Linked DNA regions of Mus musculus: region 2 is linked to region 1. Evidence: chromatin loops called from intact Hi-C (ENCODE). Cell type or tissue: gastrocnemius. All regions are shown on one strand.

Region 1 (8,000 bases):
TTTGGCTAACACATTTGACGTCCATAGACTATAGCAATATTGTACCACTGCCTGAGCCCAATGACGCTTTTACTGAATAAGCTTGACTAACATACGCACTTTCTCTCTTCTCTCTCTCTCTCTTTCCCCACAGATGGAAGTGGAGGGGAACCAACGTTTTGAATAAGTCTGTGACTTAACGTCTTCAAGTATGGCATATTGTCATCAAGACGTGGAGCCGCTCTCCACCCCCCCGGGACTGTTGGGGGGATTCTGGGGGCCAGAGGGGGATATATCTGATTCTCCAGGCCCTGAAGGATTTAGGGGGGAGGTGGGAGGGTAAGGGAGGGGAGCAACTTTTTAAAATCAAGAGACTTCGAGCGATCCCAGTTTCCATTTCAATCTGTATTCACTCGTAGTGAGTTTCCTTGAATGGATTTCAAGCGGAGAATGGGGGAGTCTCACTTCCTCACCGCGCTGCCCCATGGGCCTGGGCCAGTTCTCCACTCCTAGGGGCAAAGCCACCCCTGGGCTTTGGTGGGGGAAAGGCATGGCCCACCTGGGGCTAGCCTGTGCCCCGAGGGGCTCTTGACACCCACGTAGAATTCTCTACAAACCAGTAACGGGATTTCAATTCCGACGGACTCTGCCGCCCTGGCGGCTCTTCCTGTGACTTTTGCGCCCCGCGCCTGGGGTGGGGGGCGCGAAGAGACGCTACATTCCTTTCCGATGGAGGAAGGCAGATCTGCCGTCACACGTGTGCTTGCACGAGTGCGTGTACCTGGTGCGGGACTCACCCGGCCGCCAGACCGCCTAGGCTTGCCCAGGTGGCCACCTCGTGGTGCTGCGGTGACTTTGTAGCCAACTTTATAATAAAGTCCAGTTTGCCTTTTTGGTATCTCTGGTGTCATGCGCTATTGTGAAAAGGGAAGGGAGGGGAAGGGAGAGATTGAGGAGCCCAGATAGGAGGCTGGGGCAGGAGTCACAGGTTAGACCTCCTCTCAGCCCTGGTATCTCTAAGTGAGTTTGTTCATATCTCCATTTGACTCTGCTTGGTCCACACTGTGCTAGAAGACTAAGTACTTGTCAGAAGCAGACATTGCACCAAAGACACTGGAGTCTTCTCTCTGCCCTGGGTTTATGGTGTGATGGGGAGGAAAGAGCCTGGGGCTGAGCAAGTTTGTCACTGGTCTTGGATATGGGTTTAAAGTTTCTGGTCATTTCCTGCCTGGTCTTTCAGGATATTGATTTCCTCATGGAGGCTTAGATTTTAAAAATCAGAAGCTGAAACCTGTTACGCTTGCGTAGGGCTGTTCAGTTAGCAAATACCCAATCCACTGCAATAAATTTCCACTTCATTGGGAAAGCAACCCGATAACGGGTGTTCCTCCAGTTACAGGTGAGAAACACATCAACCCCTCCCCAAATCTGGGGAGCTCCCAGATCTCAATGCCAGCGAATAACCATCATAGACCATCTCACCACAGAGCTGAGGACCAGTCACTGGGGAGGAAATTTCAGAAAATGGTGTTTGACTCTAAACTCGTAGGCTCAACCCCACAGGGTGTGGTTAGTGGAGGACAAATGAAAGTTAGGTGGTAGAAGGACCTGACAGATCCAATCACGATCCCACCTTTTGTATTTGGAGTGCACCTAAAGCCCCCACTTCCTCACAGGTCAAAGGAGGGCAGCAATCAAGAGGCAGTGTCAGAACAGGACAAGTCTCTTCCAGCTCACGAAGTGCAGTGAAGGCTTGGTCGGTGCGACCTCCATTTCAGTGGTGACCCGCAGACTTAGAGAAAGCCTTGTCCTCAAGGAGAGGACAACAACTCCAGGCTCCAGTCTTTCCACAGAAGCACAGGGGCACAGCCTTGAAAACCCTGTAGCCTCCACTCATCCTGAAGCCCAGCTGTGGAGACAGACAGGCCCTTTGGAGGGTCCTTCCTTCACTGTGGAGACAGACAGGCCCTTTGGAGGGTCCTTCCTTCACTGTGGAGACAGACAGGCCCTTTGGAGGGTCCTTCCTTCACTGTGGAGACAGGCCCTTTGGATCCTTCCTTCACAGAAAGGAAGGATCCACAGGGACCTTTCCCTTCTTTGATGGGTATTTGGGTGGAGCCAAGAACTTCCCTGTCACTCCCAAGAGGAACCTGTCTTAGCTCAGTTCCCTCCTCAGCACAGGGACACGGAGATGGGGAGATGGATAAAGGTGCTGGGCCAAGCATGATGCTCTGATTTGATCCTTGATGGGAAGAGATAACTGACAGTTGTCCTCTGACGTGTAACTGCACTCCAGGACATGTTACACTCACATGTGCACACACACACACTACACACACTACATACACATACCATACACATACTATACACAATATACCACACACACACATACTATACACACATACCACATACACTACACACAGTACACATGCTACACATACATACACACACCACACACATATACCACACACAAACACTCTACACACACACACTACACACACTACATACATATACCACACACACTTACCACACATACAGTATATACAGTACATACATATGCCACACACACATAACACACACTCACACACACCATATATACTACTAATAGAAAATAATAAAAATTTTTAAATGGGGTGGATTTAGGAAATGAAATTTCTGTGAGAATAAAGGAAAGGCTTCCTTGATGTTTGGTGGTGGCTGGCAATAGTGTATGCTTTCTTTGTCTTTGTTTGTTGTAGTTTTTTTGTTTATTTTGCTTTTGATTTTTTTTTTGTTGTTGTTGTTACTTGTTTGTTGTAAACCTGCCTCTGCCTCCTAAGCACTGAATTGTCTTGGGTGGTTTTTAAAAATTAATTAATGTTGAAATATTTTTTTCATTTTTGAGACAAGATTTCTTTGTGTAGCCTTAGCTGTCTTAGAACTAGCTCTGTAGACTAAGCTGGCCTTAAACTTACAGAGATCTGCTTGCTTCTGCCTCCTGAGTGCTGGGATTAAAGTTTTTAGTTTTTAAAAAAATATAATTACAGATATGCACTGTCTTTGCATCATGTCCTCTTGTTTTGGGCTTATTTTTGTTGTTGTGGTGGTGATAAGTGATTTTTTTTGTTTGTTTTTGTTTTTAGTTTTGTTTTTCTTCAGCTCAGGTCAATCTGGAGTTCACTATGTAGTCCAAGGTGGCCACAGACTTTTGCAAATCCCCCTGCCTCAGCCTCCCAGGTGCTAGGATTACAGAAGAACCAGACCAACTGGTCCTGTGTGAGGAAAATAAAGTAGAAGAGGCAATACTGCCACCTGCTGGAAGGAAAAGAAGCTGCTTCCTTGCTGGCTGCTGAGGCCCTTGCAGCTCAGAATATCTTCACCTTAGAATGGAGAGATAAACTGAGTCCCTGGGAGAGAAAAGGACTTCAGGATCTGAGAGTGAGTGATGTTCTGGAAGCAGAGTGCATGAGAGAAGGTGTCTTAATCATTGTAGTACTGCTGTGAGAAGACACCATGACCAAGGTAACATAAAATAAAGCATTTAGTTGGGGACTTGCTTAGAGTTTAAAAGGGTTGCTCCATGACCAGCAGAGCAGGGAGCATGGGAGTATGCAGGTAGACACGGCACTGGAGAAGTACCTGAGAGCTTGCATCTGATCCCCAAGATAGAGGCAGAGAGAACCCTCAAAGCCCACACCCCCTCCAACAACAAACACCTCCTGATCCTTCCTAAACAGTCCACCAAATGGAGACTAAGCATTCAGATATGGGGACCATTATCATCCAAACCACTATGGAAGGCTCGAGTCTGGGGACCAGACAGACTGAACCCAGGAGACCAAGGGGATAGCTTAGTGGGTAAAGGCGCTAGCTGCCGAGCTTGGAGACGCAAGTCCAATCCCTAGGTTCTGTATGGTGGAAAGAAACGGGATTCCAGTAAGTCACCCCCTGGCCTTCGCGCACACCATGATGCTCATGCCCACACACATACAAATCCAAAAGAAAGACCGAACCTAAGGATGGTTCTGCTGTTGTACATTTTTCCTGTAATAGATCATCCATGACACTTGCCTGAGTTCTGGGAAAACTGAACAAACAAGATGGGTGGGGCCAGACAGCTGTGCTCTAACTGGGAACATCACAAGAGGTAAGACAGAGCCTGAGTGCTGAAGGCAAGAGCTAGGGTATCGTGACAGAGTAACCGGGGACTGATTTATAGTGCCACTTTCTGAGAAGGTGACACTGAGCTTGTTAGCAACAGGTGACAACAAAGAAGAGTCCAACCTAAAGGAAGCATCTGTAATGACATTAAAACGGGAGAGTGTCTGAGCTGCTTAAGAAGTACACAGGAAGTGGGCTGAGACAAGCAGGAGAGGGGCTGGAGAGAAGGTCGCCCAGTACTTCTAGACCACAATAAAAGATGTAGGTTGCATTCTGGCTGAGCGTGGTAGTGCACACCTGCAATTGCAGCCTCAAAAGGCCGAGGGTGGAAAATCTTGAGCTCCTGGACAGCCTGGGCTCCATAGAAAGAAAAGTCTGCAAACAACAGCAACAAAAAACCCAAACCAAAAACCAAAGTGCTGGTGTCCTAGTGAGGGTTCCTATTGCTATGAGGAAAAACAATGATCAAAAACAAACTGCGGACGAAAGGGTTTGTTTGCCTGGCACTTCCACATCACAGTCCATCATTGAAGGAATCCAGAACAGGAACGCAAGCAAGGCAGGAACCTGGAGGCAGGAGCCAATGAAGAGGTCATGAAGGGTTGCTGCTTATGGCTTGCTCCACATGGCTTTACAGCCTGCTAGATCTCAGCACCAACAGCCTACCATGAGCGTGGCCCTCCTCCATCAATCACTGATTAAGAAAATGTCCTACACAGGAAGGGAGGAAGGAAGAGAGAGTTAGGAGCATATTGGATGGGGATAGTGACAGGATAAGATGTAGCTACTAGAGTCTTCTGGTTTAGATGGTGAATCTGCCAGAATTTGCCACTGAAGGATTTAGATTTAGATTTAACATAACTTACAAGATTAGCATTCTAGTTGTTGCACCCAGAGACTGAGTTACCATTGTTTCTGAACTAAGTTTGTGTGCTGTTTTTCTTCACGCGGTGGCTCGACTGGGTTCAAGAGAGAAAGGTACAGCGGCAAAGCCTGGGTTTGCCAGATGCGCACCACAAAGGCAGTGGGGGTTTGAACGATGGGGCTAGCACGGCAGTGGGAACTCATTGAGCCGGGTGGAGGGATTTTGGAGCTCCAGGTCAGAGAGTTTGCTGAGATGAGAACACCAGGCTGGAGCCATGTGGCCTGCCGGTACCTTGGCATAATGAGGGAACTTGCTGTTCTTTTTAATATTTCCCACAACAGGTGGTGAACCAGCATGTTGGGGAAGAATCCACTAGAAATGTAAGATTATGCCGGGCGTGGTGGTGCTCGCCTTTAATCCCAGCACTCGGGAGGCAGAGGCAGGCAGATTTCTGAGTTCGAGGCCAGCCTGGTCTACAAAGTGAGTTCCAGGACAGCCAGGGCTACACAGAGAAACCCTGTCTCGAAAGACAAAACAAAACAAAACAAACAAAACAAAACAAAACGTATGATCATTAGCCTGAGAGTTAGAGTTTTATTTGTTTGTTTGTTTGTTTGTTATTTAAAATGAGTAGCTGGGTAGTGCTGACACAAGTCATGTGGACCCAAGCGTGGAATTGAAACAAAGACTGTAACTCTGAGGTCCCCTGCTGTGGGGGCTGCAGGCTGTTCTGAGTCAGGAGAAGAAGGATGAAGTTGCCTACTTCTTAGGGCAGAGATGGATTGAACTGTGAATTTATAAAATTGGTATTATTTGCTTTTAGGAAAGATTTATATCTGGGTTTTGCCTGAATCACATGGGGATTTTCGCCCACTGTTCAGAATTAGGATAGGAAAAAAATCAGTCCCTGACTCCAGGTAGAAAAGACAGTGATTATCGTCTGCTACAAACAGGTATCAATTAACTATGTCTGTGGCTCCCTGTAGAGAGCTCAAAAGATGGATATTATAACAGGTATTAATAAAATTAATGTCACCCAGGCAGTGGTGGCACACGCCTTTAATCCCAGCACTTGGGAGGCAGAGGCAGGCGGATTTCTGAGTTCGAGGCCAGCCTGGTCTACAGAGTGAGTTCCAGCACAGCCAGGGCTACACAGAGAAACCCTATCTTGAAAAAAAAATTAAATAAAATTAATGTCTGTGGCCCCAGTGCTGAGCAGATAGACAGTGTAACAAGATGGCTGCTCTAGGCAGAGAGCTGAACAGGAAGATGGTATGAAGATAGTTTGCTCTAACACACCTCACAGGATGCTCAAATCCTGTCTATGTGGGCTCCATGGGAATCTTTTTTTTAATTAGGTATTTTCCTCATTTACATTTCCAATGCTATCCCAAAAGTCCCCCATACCCTCCTCCCAACCCCCCAACCACCCACTCCCACTTTTTGGCCCTGGCGTTCCCCTGTACTGGGGCATATAAAGTTTGCGTGTCCAATGGGCCTCTCTTTCCAGTGATGGCTGACTAGGCCACCTTTTGATACATATGCAGCTAGAGTCAAGAGCTCCGGGGTACTGGTTAGTTCATAATGTTGTTCCACCTATAGGGTTGCAGATCCCTTCAGCTCCTTGGATACTTTCTCTAGCTCCTCCATTGGGGGCCCTGTGACCCATCCAATAGCTGACTGTGAGCATCCACTTCTGTGTTTGCTAGGCCCCGACATAGTCTCACAAGAGACAGCCATATCTGGGTCCTTTCAGCAAAATCTTGCTAGTGTATGCAATGGTGTCAGCGTTTGGAGGCTGATTATGGGATGGATCCCGGAATCTTGGGTTTTTATCCTGATTGGCAAGATAGAAAAGGCCTAAGAATGGGCACATACAGTATTTTACTTTACTTTATTTGTTTTGAATTGTTTTAACTTTCAAAATGAGTGTGATGTTGAGTTTTGTGGTTATATTATTCCTCTGGAAGAGAGTCACTATAAAGGTTTTTCTGGTTACTGGCTCAAGGATATGCTGGTTTAGAAGGAAGGTTTTGTCTTTGCGTTTTTAGAAGAGGTGATTAGTGTCTATGCACAGTTCAGAGTAATAAGGCTCAGATTTGATAGAGAGAGACCCCCAGAGAATTAGATTCCAAAGAATCAAACAAAAAAAGTTATCTTGATGATATTAAAATTTGCTTTGGGATTTGAGGAGACTTGGTGAGTCTCCTCGTGTCAGCCACGCTGAACTGACCTGCTTGAACTCCTGATGTCCTGGACTTTCAGCCGGATCCAGTCAGGACACAGACATCAGAGACTAATACAGTAGTTGCTGTGGCCTTCTTACAGGGTTATTGTGCCTAGTTGCTAATGCTCTATTCCGCCCCTGGAAACCAAATAAAAACTCGCTGAACAGACCACCAGGGGTCACCGCCTCTCTTTTGGGTCTGGGATGACCCCAGTGCACTGTAACAATAAATTCCTCTTGCTTTTTGTTTGTTTGTTTTGTTTTGTTTCGTTTTGTTTTGTTTTTTGAGACAGGGTTTCTCTGCGTAGCCCTGGCTGTCCTGGAACTCACTCTGTAGACCAGGCTGGCCTCGAACTCAGAAATCCGCCTGCCTCTGTCTCCCAAGTGCTGGGATTAAAGGCGTGTGCCACCACTGCCCAGCTTCCTCTTGCTTTTTGCATCGATTCTGGTTCCACATGGTTCACTCAGGGGGTCCCAGTAAGCTAAGGCTCACCAGAGTCTTACAGTGACATTTAATGTTATTTATTCACTTGTTGTTGAGACAAATCTGCTCCTAACAGCTTCCCATAGTGGATTCAAAGAAGCAACTGAGCATCTTACCTTCTGGTGAGGCTGTACATTTGTGGCTAGATCACCACTGGGCAGAAACTGCCTAGGTCTCTCCTGCAGACCTGTACTGTTCTTGAAAGGACACAATTTATGAGTTAGGACAGCTTAGTTCTGCTGAGACAGAACAGTCTAATCCTAAATAACTCCTGTTTTTCAAAGGACTGACATATGATCCTGGGC
Region 2 (8,000 bases), 230 kb after region 1:
GCATATGTAAGCAAGAGCCAATCACTCTTCAGAAGAGCCAGAAAAAGAATGTGATACTAATAAATGATTCTTTTTCAACTCAGTTTATTGTCTGTACTTTCTATGGAAGTGATTTATTTATATTTTTATATATATATATATAAAATAAAAATACATCCATTGCATTATTCAGTTCCCTGTTTCTTTGTAATTATATCTGTTATTAAGCAAATACAAGGGATAAGCAGCATAACTCAGTGGAAATGTGTACAGAGCATGCTCAAGATCCTGGGTCCAATAGTCAGCACCAAAGAAAAAAAAAGGTCCCATGTACTCATCCTTCTCATCCTTTTAACTCATTTCCTGAGTTAAATGTAAAAGGGCGTATACTATACACTGAGAATTTCAGTTGCAAATTTAGGTTTTTTTTTTTTTTTTTTTTTTTTTTCCCATTTTGTTACCTTCTTCAGGGATGGGGACATACAGACTCATGGTAGAGCAGTATTTGTGGGGCCCTTGGATGACCCCAGAACCAAAGGGCTGGGGCAGGAACTCCTTCCTTATGCTCCCCTGCGCATTTATGACCTCTTTCCACATCAAGTGAGAATTAGGAATGTTTAAAGTTTAACTGTCAGATTTTAAGTACTTTCCTAACCAGAGTAGAAGCAATCGTGGTTGCAAATAGCATTCAACTTTAATTAATATTGCTTTTATTGTCAAAATGCACATATTACCTCCCTGCCATCCTTTCACAGAGGCACACAGAGTTGTTTTATAATGGGGAAAGCATAGGGAATACACTTGTCAACTTGAGGTTAAGGACAGGAATCAGCTACAACGTTTAGGCTTTCAATAACTAAAGGCCAGGGTATTAGTGGTGAAGCTAGAATACATAATAGTGAGCCTCCAGTAAGCATCACTATTTGCATATTTACACTTTTCTGATTTAAGTTTACCTTTTCTCCACCAATTCATTGTTTTCTAATAAGAGGACCTTTGTATATTTAACTTTTAGGCCACAAAAAGATGTTGACTTAGGAACTAGAAAAGTAGACTTGAATTTGTGGTCCAACATGACCGTGTCAATAAAAGACTTGGATAACTACTAACCAATGAACTTCCTGCAATGTGGGTCTGATCTGTTTCCTAATACAGTAGCCATTCTCTCATTCTTGCCCACACTGGAAAAATCTAATTTGAAAATTTACTTGAATTAATTTAAATTTAGTAGCCACTTGTAACTAGTGGTTACTATAGTAACACGATTGCAAGTATTTTCAGACAAGATCCTATGGTACTGGTGATAATACTTATGATCAATATAAGCAATATAATAAGCTCTATAATGTCCTTGATGAAATTTCCCTAGAAGCAAGACCATCATTCCTATCCAATTTCTAAAGAAAAAAAGCTGTTTTCCTAGCCTGTTAAAGTAATAGATGGAGCAGAAGAACCTATGACCTGTTTCCTGGCTTTGCCTGTAGTAGCCCACAGACTGAACAAATTTGAACACCTCAAAGATACCCATCTACCCAACCAGACTCACCACAGATTCTCATACTGCGCTTCTTCTAGATTCCCTTTTTCCTCTTTACTACCACCAGCCATCCTCGAAAGCAGCAGAGGGTAAAAACTCTCAAAGGCTTCTGGGTCCACCACAAACCAGCAACAAAGTCCTAACCTCTAGCCCTTCTCACACTACCTAACTACTTCTCTGCCTAGGCAACTTAAGACTTGTGACAGTACTCAAGTGAATGAAGACCAAAGGCAGGCAGGCAGGAGCCCATGCAGTTGTGGAGAAGGAGCTTGGCGAATACAATGGGGAAGGCTTACTTCCCCAGAGTGAATTATGCTAAGAGTAGTAAACATAACCTGTTCTTTGCATTTAAAAGAATGGCAGAAGCCACTCTTGAAGCCCTGTGGTCTTGTGTTCTTCCCTCTGCCTTGAGCTAGAGACTCCACGAAGGTCTGCCACCCAATCCCCAGAACAGTTCACCTTGAAACTCTGTGTTGTCGAGGCCCCTGATGGCCTCCACCGCATCCTCTGCCCGCTCCATGTGTACAAAGGCATAATCTTTCACGATGTCACATTCGATGACTGGGCCGTACTCCTCAAACTTGGCCCGAAGCTCTTGGTTGGTACAAGTGGGGCTGATGTTGCCCACGTGTAACTTGGTTGAAGCTTTGCTCTTATTCTTGCTGGCTTCCACATTGATGTTCACTCCGTGCAGCTTGTAGTGGTGCAGGTTGCGTATGGCATCCTCAGCGGCCGTCTTGTCCTCTATGTGCACAAAGCCATAATTCTTAATGATGTCACATTCCAGCACCTTCCCGTACTGCTCGAAGAGTGAGCGGATCTCCTGCTCTGTGGCCTCCCGGGGCAGATTTCCAATGAACAGCTTCACCATCCTGACAAGAGCCTGGCAGAGAAGAAACAAGATTTTAAAAGTCAGGTGTGAAGTGAGAAACTGACACTACAGCACACCCCGACCCTCACAGTTCTTTTTGAGAGAGGAACTGCTGTGTGACAATGCCAACAGAAGGTCGGGGGTCAGAATGCACAACAAGGTCTAAGATATATATCCGTGAGGTCAGGCACATTGACTCTACAAGGTTAGCTCCTTCACGGTTTAGCACAGGGATGAAAGACAAGTGGAAGGCATGAAGTATCTGAATGTCCCTAGTTACGGGTTTTTGGAGGGAAATCTGTGTACCTCTCCACAGCGCGGTATCCCCTCCCACCATACTCCAAGAACGAAAGCCCTCTTTCACCCAACACTGGACCCCTATCCTCAGCGGCCCAACCTCCGCTGCAACATCCCAACAAAGACTCGGCCCGACCCCTGCCCCGCCCCCTCCGGAGACCCGGCCCCGCCTCCTTTCCTTGTCTTCCCGGGACCTTCCTCAGAAGATGAGTGGCCCCAAACCCGAGCCTTCCCGGCCCTCCGAGGTCCGGCCCAGTCCGCTCCAGGGCTTCCCACACACCCACAGCATCCTCTCCTACCTCCGGGTGGTGCCGGCGGTGGCGGCGGGTCCCGCGTCAGAGAGAACCCTACAAAATGGCGACGGCCGCTCGAGCCTCGGCGCGACCGGGCGCTTTCTCGCGCGCCAGCTCACGCACGCGCGAGTGCGCGCTGCCTGCCTCCCCTCCCCCTCGCAGGAGCGGGGCGACCAATCCTGCGGCCGCACACAACTGTCCGCCCCCCGTGCGGGGGCGGGGTCATGTGGTGACGGCACTGCGGAGCGAAGGTCAGCCCGCCCCCAGCCCGGGCTAGCCAATCACCGCCTTGGGAGTGGGTCGCGGCTTGCGCGTCAAGGGGGCTCAGGAAGCAACCATTGCCTTGGCAAAACCGTAAGGCCCGGGGGAGTCTCTAAGCATCACAATGGATCGTGGTATTGGGCGCACTGTCGAGGGGGCTGATGACAAAGGGTTGTGTCACTGGGCCCGCTAGAAGGGGGTTTTCTCAACCTCTGGCTGCTGAGAGCGATACTTCAGAAACCCAGGCACTACCACATCTTAACCTAATCTCTCCCTTGTTTGGGTAGGAAGGGGTAAGAATTCCCGTAAAACAATTTAATTTTCACTGCAATAGTGTTGTTCATTGGTGAAGAAGCTGAGACTGAGAGTGGAGTAGAAAGATAATCTGGGTTAGAACTAGGTTAGGTCTGAGGGAGGCATTTCTCTATCCAAACTATACTTTGTCATGTTTATTCATGAATATACGTGGGCTGGCTTTCCCTCGTAGTATCTGTCTATCCTGGTTCCTGAAATGTGGTGAGCATTACCAAGGAATACGTTGTCCAGAGGTCCAGGGAGAATCCAGGTTTGGGGAATGAGTGACAAGGGTTCCGCATCCGTCCCAAGCTGCCTGAGGCACAGGCAATTGTCAGGCTCCAGACTCTCTGTTGCGGTCCAAGGGCACCTCCTGGTGGCAAGCAGGGTACCAGCTTGGTGGATCACTATCACAAAGCAGCGGGCTTACAGACATTGAGGGATTGAATTCATCTCCTAGAAGAGGCACCGGGATGGTTGTTAGACCATCCCCATTGTTGTCAAAACAATTCCCCATTGTGGTAGTTCCAACACCAGCTCCTCCAATAGTATAGAGATCAGTTCCCCGAGTTGACTTCCTGCACCCAAGCTACTTGGAAACATTTCTTTACCAAATCCATGTTTCCCACTCATTTCAGAAGGCATTGTCTAATTGTAATTACACATTTTTAAAATTAATTTTTTTTGGTTTGTTTTTCGAGATGGGGTTTTCTGGCAGTCTTGGCTGTCCTGGAACCTCCTCGGGATCTGCTATCACCTAACCTTGTACATTGTATTTTGGGATCTCTTCCCAAATTTGTGGGGGCTCCACAACTAATGCTCTACTAACAGTTCCCATTTTTTTCTTTTTTAAGATTTATTTATTTATTTATTATATGTAAGTACACTGTAGCTGTCCTCAGACACTTCAGAAGAGAGAGTCAGATCTCGCTATGGATGGTTATGAGCCACCATGTGGTTGCTGAGATTTGAACTCCTGACCTTCGGAAGAGCAGTCCGGTGCTCTTACCCACTGAGCCATCTCACCAGCCCAGTTCCCATTTTTCTATACAATTTCATTTCACCCCCTTTCTCCCTCCCTGCCTCTTTTAGACATGGCTTTTCTGTGTAGTCAAGGCTGTCCAAGAACTGGCTGTGTAATCCAGACTAGCCTTGAACTCACACTCCTACCTCAGCCTCCCAAGTGCTGGTTAATTACAGGTGTGTGATATCATTTCTAGCCTCCAGTTTTATCGTTTTTTATTATGTGAGTTGGGTGGTGATGAGCACATTCAGGCGGCTCTGTGAGTTGGAGGCCAGCCTGGTCTAAGAGCAACTTCCAGAACACTAAGGGCTACAGAGAGAAGCAATGTCTCAAACAAACAGACAAAACAAAACCCCATACCCCAAGACAACCAAACCAAACCAAACCCTAACATGTGTAAGTAGTACCAAGTTCCCAGAAAAAAAGAAAAAAAGAAAAAAGCCCTGCTAGAATATCCTCCACTTGGAACACAGAGGCACTATGTTTGTCTGTTCTGTTTTTCCTGTCATTACCAAGGTCTGGTAGTAACTTTTCTAATTTTTGTCAGTTGAAAAGGTGTAAAGTTTTATTCACAACTCGACGTAGTTTGTTTTTGTCTTGTTTCTAATGAATTTCAAAATACCTTGTTCTTATCATTTGTGCGAATGTACATTTCCTGCTTTCCGTCTTCTGTCTGGATTTTAGGTCTCAGCCTTTGGGTTGAGCTGTCGAGTTTTCCTCATATTGTAGCTATTTCTACTTGGTTCAGATATCTTGTCATTACACTAATAGCTTTGTTTTTTGAGGGAAATATTTTTAATGTAACCAAATTATTGTTTCCTAAAGCTTTCTCTTTTATGTTCTCTTTAAGATACCCTCTCCTACCACAGCTCATGTAGATAGTCTATTCTCTTCCATTCCTATTACCTTTCACTCTTAGATCTGTGGTCCAGTTTGAACAGTGCCATACAATAGAGATACAATGAGTCATATAAGTAATTCGTGATAAACTGTGAAAATGGTCTGTGGGTTCAGCTCAATAGTAAAGCATTAATCTAACAACCACAAAGCTCTCGGTTTCATACCTAGCACAGTGAATAAATACAAATTTCCAGGAAACATCAAACTATAAAACCTTGAAATCTATTTTAATATTTTTGACATTCTAACATGAGACCAATATAAAAATTGAGATAATTGAATTCCCCTTGAAGTCCTGAATATCTGTTATTTCATACCTTCAGCACATCGCAGTTTACACTTGCCACACGTTGCATACTCAGTAGTCCACTGTGGCCATTAGCTTCCATGTGGGTCAACACAAGCAAAACCCACCCTCGTCAGTGGTGGTCGGTAAAAGTGCAAAGTATGAGCCCATTCATTGCTGCTGATCCCTGCTTCCCACCGGTCTGCAGGGCCAACACTGGTGTTATTTTTGTCCCCATAGCTTTCAGGGCCCCGTTCTATCTATCATCCTTCTCCTCTCTCCCACCGATACTCCAAGATGTCTTTCCTGAAGACTTGCTCCCTAGCCCTCTGTTTACCCTCTTATCTGTCCTATGTGGAACCCTATTCTCAAGTGGCTTTAGCTGCCACACGTGTAGACTTTCACCTAATTCCTGTCCTTCCTTTTCATTCAGTTACTGCTCTGCCTAGCACTCAATTGCAAGGCCATTTCTCCATTAATTCCTCTCACACATAGTACATCTGCTTTCAAACTTTTCCAATTACTGCTTTTTCCCCCAAGCCCCATGATCTGAGCTCTCCACAATAACGCTCCATGTGTAACAGCTGAAGGAGAGTTATGAGGAAAATGTGTGCTGACGTTTGTTTTGCCTGAGAATGGGGTGTTGCTGTTACACTGTTGTGGGGCGACTGAAACCACCTAAGAGAAAGGCCGTCCCTGAGAGAGAGAATACTTACCCTGTGAATAATGTGCTGTGCCAGATCTGATGTGTGGAGCCCAGCTTGGGGCTGTGTCATAATAGTTCCTAGTCTACATACACCTGGCTCTGCTTGTCTTTGTTTTGACTGATGGTAGTCAGGGCTGCTTGGGGTCCCTGGCCAGTTATGCTGAAGACAGTAGTTTTCCTGAGTCAAACAGACTCAAGACTTGCAATTTTTAATACCTTCTGTTTATACATTGCAAAGTTTAAGAACAAATACTCTCTCCATCTCTAGAATACATTGTGTGTTTATTTACATACTCAGGATATCCTTATGGCTTTCTAGGGTGACCTAGAATTCAGGAGGTAGGACCTGCCACTCTTCTGATTCTGTGGGAGCTCCCTTGATTTTATGGGAAAGACAGAAAGGTGCTCACCTTTCCACTGATGGCTGAGCAGCAGTTAAGACTAGGTTGTGGTAATAACCCTCACTACTCCTTATTGAAAACAGTTGAGACACTTGGGAGTGAGGAAAATTAGCGAGGAGTTGTAGTTTAGAGTGCTTGCCTTGCATGCACGGCAAGAAATTTAACAAAAAAGTGTGCACCAGGGAGAGTGACTTGCTTCCTTTGATCATGAATACTGTTAATTATCATCAGCCCAACCCACAGTGGATGTCTTTGGTTTAAACAGAGGCTTAGCATAGGTCAGCCCAGTGAAACAGATCACTATCATGGGGAGACTGGGCAGGGAGGCTCTCAGGATCACACAGTTTGTGGGGGCTCAGAAGCTGGGCGTACAGTGGCTATCTGACATGCAGGAGACCAGGAGAGGCTACGGTCAGGAAAGCAACAACACCCAGAGGCAGTGAGAGAAGTCGAGCTGTTTAATCACCTCCTTGGATAGGCTCAAGGATGTGGCTACTCCTGAACAACTCACACTTGGGAGCCACCTAGAGTGGCTGGAAACAAGCAGCCCCTTGAGTCAGAGGGTGAGGCAGGATAGGCAGGGAAGGCTTCAGCGCCTCCGACTTCATCATCTGGCGCTCCTGCCCTCAGGTCCTGCCTGCTTCAGCTCTGAGGGTCCTGGCTGATCCCAGAGGCAAAGAACTGAATGGTGGATGGCACACCCTAGCTGTGGTGGCACAATGACCCTGAGGCAGGGACAATGGTTCCCACATAGCCCACGTTGAGGGTGGCACTATCTGCACCATGGTGGGGGGATGGGTGGAGGTATAAGGCTTGGGAAGAGGTGACAAGGTAGGAATGGGTGGTATTAGGGGTAGCCTGGGTCCCACCACCAGTTGAATTAAATAGCAGAAGAGAAGGTTGTGGGAACACTCTTTTGTCCCCAGTGACAGTTCCTGGTGATGGGTTGACCTTAGCAGCAGACCCTAGCAGCAGGCAGTTGTCCTGCCAAGAGGGTGGTCTCTGTCGACAGTCCCTGGCAGTTTTCTGAACAGAGGGAGGGAGCTGGCCTGGGAGTCTTGCCCCGACTACTTGTTCTTCTTAAAGAAGCTGAATCGTTTTTCTCGCTCTCTTTCTCTGCCATCCTTGCTTCGAAGCACGATGGAACCCTC

What was found. Peaks named below come from ENCODE experiments on the same cell type or tissue, not always from the same donor. Only the 100,000 strongest peaks of a DNase experiment are listed, where the experiment ranks them.
Region 2: a loop joins it to region 1, with 2.4 times the contacts of the local background. A loop is called at or near these places in 7 of 42 quality-filtered maps.

What each region holds. Positions count from the first base shown.
Region 1 is chr19:4,977,230-4,985,229 of GRCm38, reverse strand. It overlaps Npas4 (neuronal PAS domain protein 4), which reads left to right. Exons shown (of 8, transcript NM_153553.5): 8 at 134-876. The coding sequence ends at 162. Among named protein-coding and RNA genes, the nearest start is that of Npas4, 8.7 kb to the left of the region's middle. In gastrocnemius, a CTCF peak has its summit at 3,274 (motif pointing left); a DNase peak (open chromatin) is centred at 3,248.
Region 2 is chr19:4,751,645-4,759,644 of GRCm38, reverse strand. Sptbn2 (spectrin beta, non-erythrocytic 2) reads right to left here. Exons shown (of 37, transcript NM_021287.2): 37 at 5,667-8,000. The coding sequence ends at 7,917. All of the region lies in intron 2 of Gm21992 (predicted gene 21992), which reads left to right. Rbm4b (RNA binding motif protein 4B) reads right to left here and starts at 3,120. Exons shown (of 4, transcript NM_025717.3): 1 at 2,984-3,120; 2 at 1,976-2,399. The coding sequence starts at 2,387. In gastrocnemius, a CTCF peak has its summit at 3,918 (motif pointing left); DNase peaks (open chromatin) are centred at 2,526, 3,186 and 3,891; H3K4me3 peaks cover 2,010 bases; H3K27ac peaks cover 2,175 bases.